Regions from separate parts of the Homo sapiens genome. Here region 2 is linked to region 1. A link is a contact called in ENCODE Hi-C or POLR2A ChIA-PET data. All regions are on one chromosome and are shown on one strand. The core of a region is the stretch at or near the end of the contact, and the rest is flanking DNA. Distances in the headings are between cores, read along the strand shown.

Evidence for each region. Hi-C counts contacts between places; a loop is a spot of excess contacts on that map. ChIA-PET counts read pairs that join two places held with the same protein, here RNA polymerase II (POLR2A). Pooled maps may share reads with other maps.
Region 2: a loop to region 1 is called in a map of ACHN, with 7 times the contacts of the local background. The contact joins two enhancer-like sites. A Hi-C loop is called at or near these places in 3 of 168 maps with a recorded cell type or tissue (ACHN, motor neuron and upper lobe of right lung), 1 of 37 single-sample maps with no recorded cell type and 6 of 50 pooled maps. POLR2A ChIA-PET finds 5 or more read pairs at or near these places in 8 of 52 experiments (A673, AG04450, GM12878 and 4 more).

What each region holds. Positions count from the first base shown.
Region 1 is chr2:69,563,853-69,569,118 of GRCh38, forward strand. All of the region lies in intron 2 of AAK1 (AP2 associated kinase 1), which reads right to left. Among named protein-coding and RNA genes, the nearest start is that of SNORA36C, 46 kb to the left of the region's middle. Within about 2 kb of position 1,664, at least 5 of the 41 ENCODE cell types and tissues checked have a DNase peak (open chromatin) inside an H3K27ac peak, as active enhancers do.
Region 2 is chr2:69,692,077-69,697,546 of GRCh38, forward strand. It overlaps a transcript of ANXA4 not described here. Among named protein-coding and RNA genes, the nearest start is that of ANXA4, 47 kb to the right of the region's middle. Within about 2 kb of position 3,460, at least 11 of the 41 ENCODE cell types and tissues checked have a DNase peak (open chromatin) inside an H3K27ac peak, as active enhancers do.

The sequences.
Region 1 (5,266 bases), core at 414-2,913:
CAAGTTGCTGGATCTCTCTGGCCTTCATTTCCTCATGGGCAGAAATTAAGACTAAATTAGGCCAGGCGCGGTGGCTCACGCCTGTAATCCCAGCACTTTGGGAGGCCGAGGCAGGTGGATCACGAGGTCAGGAGATTGAGACCGTCCTAGCTAACATGGTGAAACCCTGTCTCTACTAAAAATACAAAAATTAGCTGGGTGTGGTGGCGCATGCCTGTAATCCCAGCTACTCGGAAGGCTGAGGCAGGAGAATTGCTTGAATCAGGGGGTCGGAGGTTTCAGTGAGCCGAGATCACGCCACTGCACTCCAGCCTGAGTGACAGAGTGAGACTCCATCTCAAAAAAAAAAGAAAAAAGAAAAAAGAAAAGAAAAGAAATTAAGACTAAATGAGTGCTACTATTTAAACTGGGTTCCTCCAAGCCCTAGGATTACAGAAGGTACTTCAGTGGCTGCACGAGGAAAAACTGACCTCCCTCCCTTACAAGGGTAGGGCTCTGTATACTGCTTCCTCCTCACCTTCAAAGTAGCTCTACTTTTAGCTGTGTAATTTTGGAGAAAGGCTAGAAAAAAAAAAAGGAGCAATTCTGCTACAAAGGAGAGAAAAATTTACCCCCCAAATATTCTACAGCTCTAGGTATAAGTATTTTATAAAGACAAAAAGACTACACCACTACAAGTCATGCAAATAGCCCTCACTTACATGCCTACCGAAGGTGTAGATGTGTACAGGCAGCTTTTAGGGAAGGAGCTATGCCCCGCTTCACCTTGAGACATGTAGTATTCCTTTAGAGCCCAACAGGTTAAGTTCGAATCCTGGCTCAGGTAAGCTACAATTTCCCTGAGGCTGTCCTCTTACCTGCCAAGGGCTTTCACTTCATGCTAAAGCCCTTCTTCTGACATGCAGGCTATCTGACCACGTGATTGTATCAACCAGCCCCTAGGTCATAGTCCTTCAATCAGGACTGTGCACCAACTCACAATATCCTCCCCACCCCCACTCCTACCTCAAAGCTTTGGGGATGATCAAATGATAAGCAAAGCACCTAGCACACAGAAGGTGTTCCTGCCTTTCCCTTCCACCCCCACCTCCCTGCAAAAACCACTTTGTATTTGTATGATACATTACTTATCATAAAATTCTAAATCTGGAATATCTTCTCGAGATCAAGAGCACAAACCCAAATGCCTGAAGAGCCAGGGAGATCACATAAAGGAGTGACACAGTCCAGCTTTAACAAAACGTATGGAGGGTGTGTGATGACACAGACTCACTGTCAGGAAGATCACAGGGAGGAGTGGGGCCGGTGGCCCTGAGAAAGTTCATGCCCCTGCTCATGGGGCAGCCATTCCTCAATGCCAGCCAATTGCTGTCACGAAGGAACGTGGGCTAAGAGTTGTCAAGTCTTTTGACTGCTAAAAACAGCTGGATCTTTAGGTGAGAGCTCCTGATTTAAAAATCAGGCAACAAACTTTTAAAAATCTCTTAAACCTTGTGCAGTTTAATGAAAACACATTTCTAAGCTAGGACTGAACCAGACAGCCCTGCTTCCATCTTTACAAGGGCCTGTGAAGTCAGCAGGTCATGTACTACAACCTCCACTTGACCAACTGGGAAACTAAAACACAGTGAAAAGCCTAAGCATCCTCCTTAGTACTGCCACCTAGTGGCCGGACCAGGGCTAGACTGCAAGGGTGCCAACTGGTGTCCCCTCTCAAGCTGCCGTCCCCTCCCTGCAGCAGCAGATCATGCAGGAACACCTCCACTCCCAGGGAAGGGAGAAGAGAAATGGCACAGTGAAAGGCAAGAGGGACTGCCCACAGCTCTGCCTGTCTAGCTGATCAGGTGGGAGAGTGTCCTCTCCATGGTGAGAGCTTGGGTGTACCATTCAGGTGGCAGAGTATCCTCTCCACGGTAAGAACCTGGGTGCACTATTCAGGTGGGAGAGTGTCCTCTCCACAGTTAGAACCTGGGTGCACTATTCAGGTGGCAGAGTGTCCTCTCCACAGTGAGAGCTTGCGTACACTATGCAGGTGGCAGAGTGTCCTCTCCACGGTGAGAGCTTGGGTGGACTATTCAGGTGGCAGAGTGTCCTCTCCACAGTGAGAGTTCGGGTACACTGTTCAGGTGGGAGTGTGTCCTCTCCATGGTGAGAGCTTGGGTGGACTATTCAGGTGGCAGAGTGTCCTCTCCACAGTGAGAACCTGGGTGCACTATTCAAGTGGGAGAGTGTCCTCTCCATGGTGAGAACTTGGGTGCTCTATCCACAGCATCTGTGAGCTCCCACAAGGAATGACCCCCAAGAGGCTGATCAACACCCATCCACAACTTACATTGAAGACAACTTTGCCAAAAGCTTCGGAAGGAACAAAAGTTTTCAAAACTCTAGAACAGATGGCAAGGAGCACAGCAAAGCTTTTTCCAGGAGAAAAGGTCAATGCAAAGCATGTGTCAACACTGATTTCAGTGGGGGCTTGGGGTTTGTTTTTTTAATGTCAATCTCTCCTCACTTGCCTCAATTAAAAATCATCATGTGCCAGCTCCTTCTGGAGAACATGTCAAAGCAGTCCTTTCCCCAAGCAGATAGAACACCCAGATGGGGGATGACTTGAGGTTTTCAACTCCCTCTCTCCCCACTCAAGCTGTGGGCACAAAATCAGAGACTGGCAAACGGTGGTGGTTGTGGAGGTGGTACAGAAACATCAACAGAACCCAATCGAGGCCACAGCCCAGGCTGAACATGGCACACTGGCCTGGCTATTGGTTCTTTCTCTCCAGGACTGTTATGATTGATTGGGGAGGATCTCCAGCTCAGGAGGTTCTTTTTAGGGGTTTGGCAAGAGTCTCCCTCCTCCTCTCAAAAATTAATTTTCCAGGAAAAATACTTGCCTGGAACAAAAGGGAAGAGTTTAAGAAATCAAGTTGGTTCACATATACCAGAGACTTTTTGATTACTGCACCTAGAACCACAGCACATTGGGCCTGGGCTATCAGCTAAGGCTAACCAAGAAAGGGCCTTTCCACAAGCTACCCGCCCCCACCTTTGCCGTACTGCTGCCACAGAGTTAGCTATCTGGCAAATGTAGAGAGATATGCTGAAAGACATCAGAAACTTAATATCATTTGAAACTTCGCAATGGCTTCTCACCCCTCTTAGAATAAAACTCCAAATACTGACCAAGGCCCGCAATTCCCAGAGTGATGTGGTCTCTCTCCAACCTAGCTCATACACCTCCACCTTCCAGTGCTCACTCTGTTCCAGCCACAAGAGCCTTCTTTCTTCTTCAGCATTGCTTATGCTCCAATCTGCCTAAGGATCTTTGCACATGCTTCTCCCTTTGGCCCTTTCACCCCATTCTTGGCCTGAGCCACTCCTAGTAATCATCCTTCAGATTTCAGGCTAAACGTTACTTCCTTGCTAAGCCTTTCCTGATGGTCCCTGGCCCTCACTCCCATATGATTAAGTTCTTTGGTATACACAGCACCCTCTACTTTCCCTCCAGGACATACCATGAATATAATTAAATACTTATAGGGTAATTCCTGGTTGCATGCCTTCTTCCCCTGTACACTCTAAACTGCACAAGGGCAGGGACGATGACTGATTCACTGTGGCATCTCTGTCACCCAGCACAGTGGCTGCTCCATAGCAGGTTCTCAAGTGTTTGTTATACAATGTGTTTGCTGAGTACCATAAAGGATACCAATAAAAAATTTTAAAAAAACAACAAAACTACAATGACAGCAACAACAAAAACCCTTACCAGACCTTCAGAAGGTTAGAGTCTAGTATGGACTAGAAGGGACATATATTAAGAGAACATCCTCTTGGTGAAAAGGTAGAAAAACCCTGCACTGCTCAGCCTGGCACAACTGAGCAGTGTGAGACAGGACTGAACCCTTCACCCCAGGGCAAGTGCTCAAGGTGGAACTTTAAGGGGAGCTTCACAGAAATCTCTCTGCTGTCACAATAATAAATACTTGTCCTACACACTATTGCTTCTTTCAAAAATAATAATTGTGCTGGAAATCAAAACGCTCTTCAGTTGAGAGGGAAAAGAAATGAAACACCCCATGCTCGATCCTGAAGCATCCCTTGCCTAAAGGAATGGAGAGCCTCTTGGGCATAAATTGTGCTCATCCCTCTAATCCACCGGGGCCACAATCTCCTAGTAAGTGATGAGCAAACAGAGCAGCAGAGGTCAGCCGGAGGGAGCAGCATCGGTGCTCACATGTGTCAGTCCCCACCCATGCTACAGACCTTCAAGCTGTGGCTCTGATCATTTCAACCAGGACACCATATGTTAGTGGATTACATTCTCCAAAAGAGAATGGGAGACTCAGCAAAGCTGAAGTTCCGGCTGACATTCTCTCAGCTCCCAAATGTTAATTCGAGAACATTCCAGTTCAACTTCATGCTTCAAAGCTTACACAGTTTTCCACACTTACTGCTTTTGTAGAAAGATCGGGTTAAGTAACTGTGAATCCTGAGCACTTTCTAGTGTAATGATGTGAGTTTAGTAGCCAGGTTATGGAATACGCACTGGCATCAAAGGTATATAAATGTTTTCAACTTTTTTTTTTTTTTTTTTTTTTTAAGACAGGGTCTCGCTCTGTTACCCAAACTGGAGTGCAGTGGTGCAATCATGGCTCACTGAAGCCTTGAACCCTCAGGCTCAAGTGATCCTCCCAGCTCAGCTTCCCAAGTGGCTGAGACTAGAGGTGCATGCCACCACACCCAACTAATTTTTAAATTTTTTGTAGAGACAGGATCCTGCTATGTTGCCCAGGCTTGTTTTCAACTCTTTAGGTTTCCTTAGAACTGGTCTCCAGACACAACTACTTTTTCCAGGTCATCCTATTCTGCCCTGACCCTCCTATGTTCTGAAAGATGGGCTCTCATGCTGGAAAGCAGGCTGACGTTTTCTTAGCTCCCAACCATTAGTTACAGAGCATTCTAACTTAACTTCGTGTTAAAGCCTTTCCTCTGACATTCAGGCTATCTGACCACACAACTGTCATCCATCAGCCCCTAGGTCGTGGTCCTTCAATCAGGACTGGGCACCAGCTCACAATATCCTCCCCACCCCAACTCCCACCATTGCCAAGTTGATTTCACTGAGTCTTAAGAATTCTATCCCCAAACCCAGAATCCATCCCTTCTACTGCACCCCTGATGCCCCTTAGCTCAGGCCTTCCTCTTTTCTTACTGAAAAACTAAAATAGAGTCATAAGTTTCTGTGCCTCCAGTCTCTTTCTAAAACTTG
Region 2 (5,470 bases), core at 2,210-4,709, 130 kb after region 1:
GTTTCACCATGTTGTCCAGGCTGGTCTTGAACTCCTGACCTCAGGTGATCCACCCACCTCGGCCTCCCAAAGTGCTGGGATTACAGGCGTGAGCCACCGCGCCCAGACAACTCTTCATTTTTTTAAAGAAAATTTCAGAAGATTGCCTCAGGTGAAACCACAGTAAGGAGATCTAACATATGGCATTATAAAATATGAATTTGGGCATGATGATATGCATTATGCAATTTACCATGACATTTATAAAGTCAAGGGATTTAGGCCTAGAAGTGTCCATGAAAGATTCAATGCTTTAGGTCTTCATTTATTTGTTTGTGCTGTGCACTTGGTTTGGAATTCCCTTTCCCTGTATCATTTCATCCTAATGAACGCCTACTTATTTTTTAAGACTCAATGCTATTACCTCCTCTATAGTTCCATAACAGTATATATATTTCCTGTAACAATATTATGTTGTATTATAATTGTTTGCATATTGCCTGTTTTCTACTAGGCTGTCAGTTCTTTTGGGAGAGGAGCCCAGTCTTCATACCTCAGTGACTAACTTAAAAGACACTTGATGTTTATTAAGTGATGTCAGAGACCAACTAATCCAGTTCCTCTAAGTAGATGAAACTGAGGCCCAAAGGATTTCCATAAATTCAGTAATTCCACAAGTATATACTGAGTATTTACAATGTGCCTAGCGCTAGGTAAGGCTAAATGTCTTTAGTGTATTTTAAATATCATTTGGAGTATGCTTAATTTCCATTTGTCCAGAGATCAAAAGATAAATGCCAGCATCTCATGAATCCTCAAAGCAATATTGAATTATGTTCAGAATTGGTTTATATCAATTTATTTTATTGTACTCTAAGTGTGTATCACCCAAGAATGCAATCTGCATACTGCTAATGTGTGTGTGTGAGGTGGGGGAGGGATGGTCAGAGTGTTCAATGCCCAATATAATGCCCAATTTAGGAAACACTGGGTTATATTAGGTTAAATAGATTCTTCCCTGAACTTTCAACATGCTTGATAGTGACTAGTTAAATCTCCAAGAAGAGCATCTAATATGCACTGTTTCCCAAATTTATTTGCCTAGTGAACCTCCCCTTTTTTGTTGCTCCTATTAATAGCTGCCTGCAATGCAGTTCGGAAGAACATAGAGTTGGTCGGTGCAGTTCTTTGAAGAGTCCTCATCTGTGTTTAGTGAGGACTTCAAAGGGAAACTGTAAGCTCCCTGGGGAGGAAAGTGGATGGAAGGGGAGAAGGGAAGGCCGGAGAAGGAGCAGCTAACCAGGAAGACACGGGAGGTAGCAGGTCACTGTCTAGGGTCTAAGAGAGGGACAGGGGCCATAAGCAGACAACTGAGGAGCATGTTTCCATGCTAAGCTCAGTGAGACATTTGGGGCTCAAGCAGATGGGCTTTGGGGTCAAGAGATAAGGTGTTTCACAAGGAGAGCCAGGAGCACTTCTGCAGGAACATGCAGCATGTCTTCAGGCCTCTGGGGATTCCAGAGGACATGGCACCCTGCCTGCAGGTCCCCAAGGACTGCCACATGTCAGGGCCACAGTGTCTGTGGGGACAGGAGAGGAAGGAAATGAAGCAGGCACAAAGTAGGTTACTGAGTGGTTTCATCAACATCTGTGACACCCACTCCCAGGGGGTTCCTGGACATATTTGGGGTTAGGTTTAACAAGGGGCAGTAGCTATGGGGAACAATATTTGCAGGGCCCAATGCAAAATGACAACACAGGCCCCTTGTTTAGAGTTAAGAATTTCATGATTGTGACAGCTGAGCATTAAACCAAGCACCAGGCCCTTCTGAATGCAGACCTCTGGACAACTGTACAGGTTGCACACCCATGAAGCTGCCAGAGAGTTCTCAGTGGTCCTAAAGCCCACTTGAATCTCCTGGCTACTGTGGCCTGGAGAAACCAGGTTACGCATGGTTTATATAAAAAGTTGGTCTCCCTATTCCAACGTATCTGATTATCATGGAAACACTGTTTACCAGTTGCTATGGTCTGAATGTTTGTGTCTCCCCTCAACCCCTGCAACATTCATATTTAATCCCCAATGCAGTAGTATTAAGAAGTGGTGCCTTAGGAAGTGATGAGGTCCTAAAGTGAATGGGGTGAATGGGATTACTGCCCTGTGAGAGAGAACCAAGGGCGCTTGTTTGCCCCTTCCACAATGTGAGAACGCAGCAGGAAGATATCCTGTGAAGCAGAAAGTAAGCCCTCACCAGATACCACATCCGTTGGTGCCTTGACTTTGATCCAGAACAGTAAACAATACATTTCTTTTTTTTTTTTAATTATACTTTAAGTTTTAGGGTACATGTGCACATCGTGCAGGTTTGTTACATATGTATACCTGTGCCATGTTGGTGTGCTGAACCCATTAACTCGTCATTTAGCATTAGGTATATCTCCTAATGCTATCCCTCCCCCCTCCCCCCTCCCCCCACCCCACAACAGTCCCCGGTGTGTGATGTTCCCCTTCCTGTGTCCATGTGTTCTCATTGTTCAATTCCCACCTATGAGTGAGAACATGTGGTGTTTGGTTTTTTGTCCTTGCGATAGTTTGCTGAGAATGATGGTTTCCAGCATCATAACAATACATTTCTATGGTTTATAAAATACCCAGTCTATGGCAGCTCAGATGGACTAAGACACCAGTCATTCTGGGTAAACTTTGTTGTAAGATAAATTTATTTATTTATTGTTAAATTTTAAATATTTTCAGAGAGGGGGTCTTGCTATGTTGCCCAGGCTGGTCTCAAACTGCTGGGTTCAAGTGATCCACCTGCCTTGGCCTCCCAAAGTGCTGGGATTACAGGCGTAAGCCACCATGCCCAGGCTGTTATAAGATAAATTTAACCAGCCTAGGCAACATGGCGAAACCTCGTCTCTACAAAAAGTACAAAAATTAGCCGGCATGGTGGTGCATGCCTGCAGCCCCAGCTACTCAGGAGGCTGAGAGGTGGGAGTATCACTTGAGCCCAGGAGGTCGAGGTTGCAGAAAGCCATGATTGCGCCACTGCACTCCAGCTTGGGTGACAGAGCAAGACTCTGTCTCAAAAAAGAAAAAAAAAAAGTACACATTAAATTCCAGGAACATATTTAATGCAGAAATCCAGGCACATTCAAGCTATTTCCATATATAGTACTCACACCATAAACAGCATCCATTCTCCTCACGCTGAGAATCAAGGCAGATTTGCAGCTGCATTGCAGACGAGTATAACCTTTGACTTTGTCCTGGGGTTCATACCAGTATTCATTTGGTGCTGAGGCAGCACTCAGCACCCGTGCTGATTTCCCTCAAAAATGAAAAACAAACTCAGGTGGAAAATCTGGGCATGCAATGTCATTTGCTATTTTTGGAGATGAGGGAGAAAAAAGAAGTTGTGGAAAGTGTTGTAATAAGCAGCATAGAACAGCAGCCCATGAGTGTGAAATAAAACAACACCCGCATGCTCTTCTTGACAGTGATTGAATGGAAGCAACGAAGTGGAGGAGAAACCACGCTGGGGAGAGCTGGCATCCCCTTGGGAGAAGCCTTTCCAACAGTGGACTGAAAGCATGAGTTACCTTACCCTGTAAGATTAATCTCCAACCAAACAGCAATCTTACCTCTGAGATACAGGCATACCTCAGAGTTTATGTGGGTTTCAATCCCAACCACTGCAATAAAGCAAATATTTGGAATAAGTGAGTCACACAGATTTTTTGGTTCCCAGTGCATAGAAAGGTTATGTTTATACTATACTGCAGTCTATGAAGTGTGCAATAGCATTACGTCTTAAAAAAGTATATACCTTAATTTAAAAATACTTTTTTGCTAAAAAAAAATGTTAACAGTCATCTGAGCCTTTAGTGAGTTGAAATCTTTTTGCTAGTGGAGGATCTCATCTCAACACTGGTGACTGCTGACTGATCAGGGTGGTGGTTGCTGAAGGTTGGGTGGCTGTGGCAATTTCTTAAAATAATACAATGAAATTTGCCGCATTTATTGACTCTTCCTCTCACAAAAGATTTCTCTGTATTGTGAGATGCTGTTTGATAGCATTTTGCCCACAGGAGAACTCCTTTCAAAATTGGATTCCATCCTCTCAAACCCTTAGTTGATGCTTTATCAACTAAGTTTATGGAACATTCTCAATCGTTTCTTGTCATTTCAACACTGCTCACAGCACCTTCACCAGAAGCAGCTTCCATCTCAAGAAATCACTTTCTTTGCTCATCCACAGAAAGCAATTTCTCATCTGTTCAAGTTTAATCATGAGATTGCAGCAATTCAGTCACATCTCCAGGTACCACTTCTAATTCCAGTTCTCTTGCTATTTTCACCACATCTGCAGTGACTTGCTCCATTGAAGTCTCAGACCCCACAGTCATCCACGAGAGTTAAAATCAGCTTCCTCCAAACTCTGTTGATGTTGATAGTTTGCCCTTCTCTCATGAATCATGAGTATTTATAATAACATCTAAAATGGTGAATCCTTTCCAGAAGGTTTTCAATTTACTTTGCCCAGATCCATCAGAGGAATCACTATCTATGGCAGCTACAGCCTTACAAATGTATTTCTTAAATAACAAGACTTGAAAGTCAAAAATCACTCCTTGATCCATGGGCTACAGAATGGATGTTGTGTTAGCAGGCATGAAAACAACATTCAGCTCCTTGTACATCTCCATCAGAGTTCTTGGGTGACTAGGTGCATTGTCAAGAAGCAGTAATATATTAAAAAGGAATCTTTTTTATTTTTTGAGTAGTAAGTCTCAACAGCAGGCTTAAATTATTCAGTAAACCATGCTATAAACAGATGTGCTGTCATCCAGGCTTTGTTGCTCCATTTATACAGCACTGGCAGAGTAGATTTAGCATAATACTTAAGGGTCCTAGGATTTCCAGAATGGTAAATGAGCACCATGTTCAACTTAAAGTCACCAGCTGCATTAGTCCCTAACAAGAGAGTCGCCTGTCCTTTGAAGCTAGGCATTGACTTCTCTCTAGCTACGAAAGTCCTAGATGGCATCTTCTTCTAGTAGAAGGCTGTTTCATCTCCATCGAAAATCTATTGTTCAGTGTAGCCACCTTCATCTATGATCTTAGCTAGATCTTCTGGATAACTTGCTGCAGCTTCTCCATCAGCACTTGCCTCTTCACCTTGCACTTTTATGTTATAGAGATGGCTTCTTGCCTTAAATCTCATGAAGCAACCTCTGCTAGCCTCAGACTTTTGTTCTGCAGCTTCCTTACGTCTCCCAGCCTTCGCAGGATTGAAAAGAGTTTAGTGCCTTGTTCTAGGCTAGGCTTTGGATGAAGGGAATGTTGTTGCTGGTTTGATCTTCTATCCAGCTCACTGAAACTTTCTCCGTATCAATGCTGTTTCGCTTTCTTATCATACTTGTGTTCACTGGAGTAGCACTTTTAATTTCCTTCAAGAATTTTTCCTTTGCATTCACAACTTGGCTA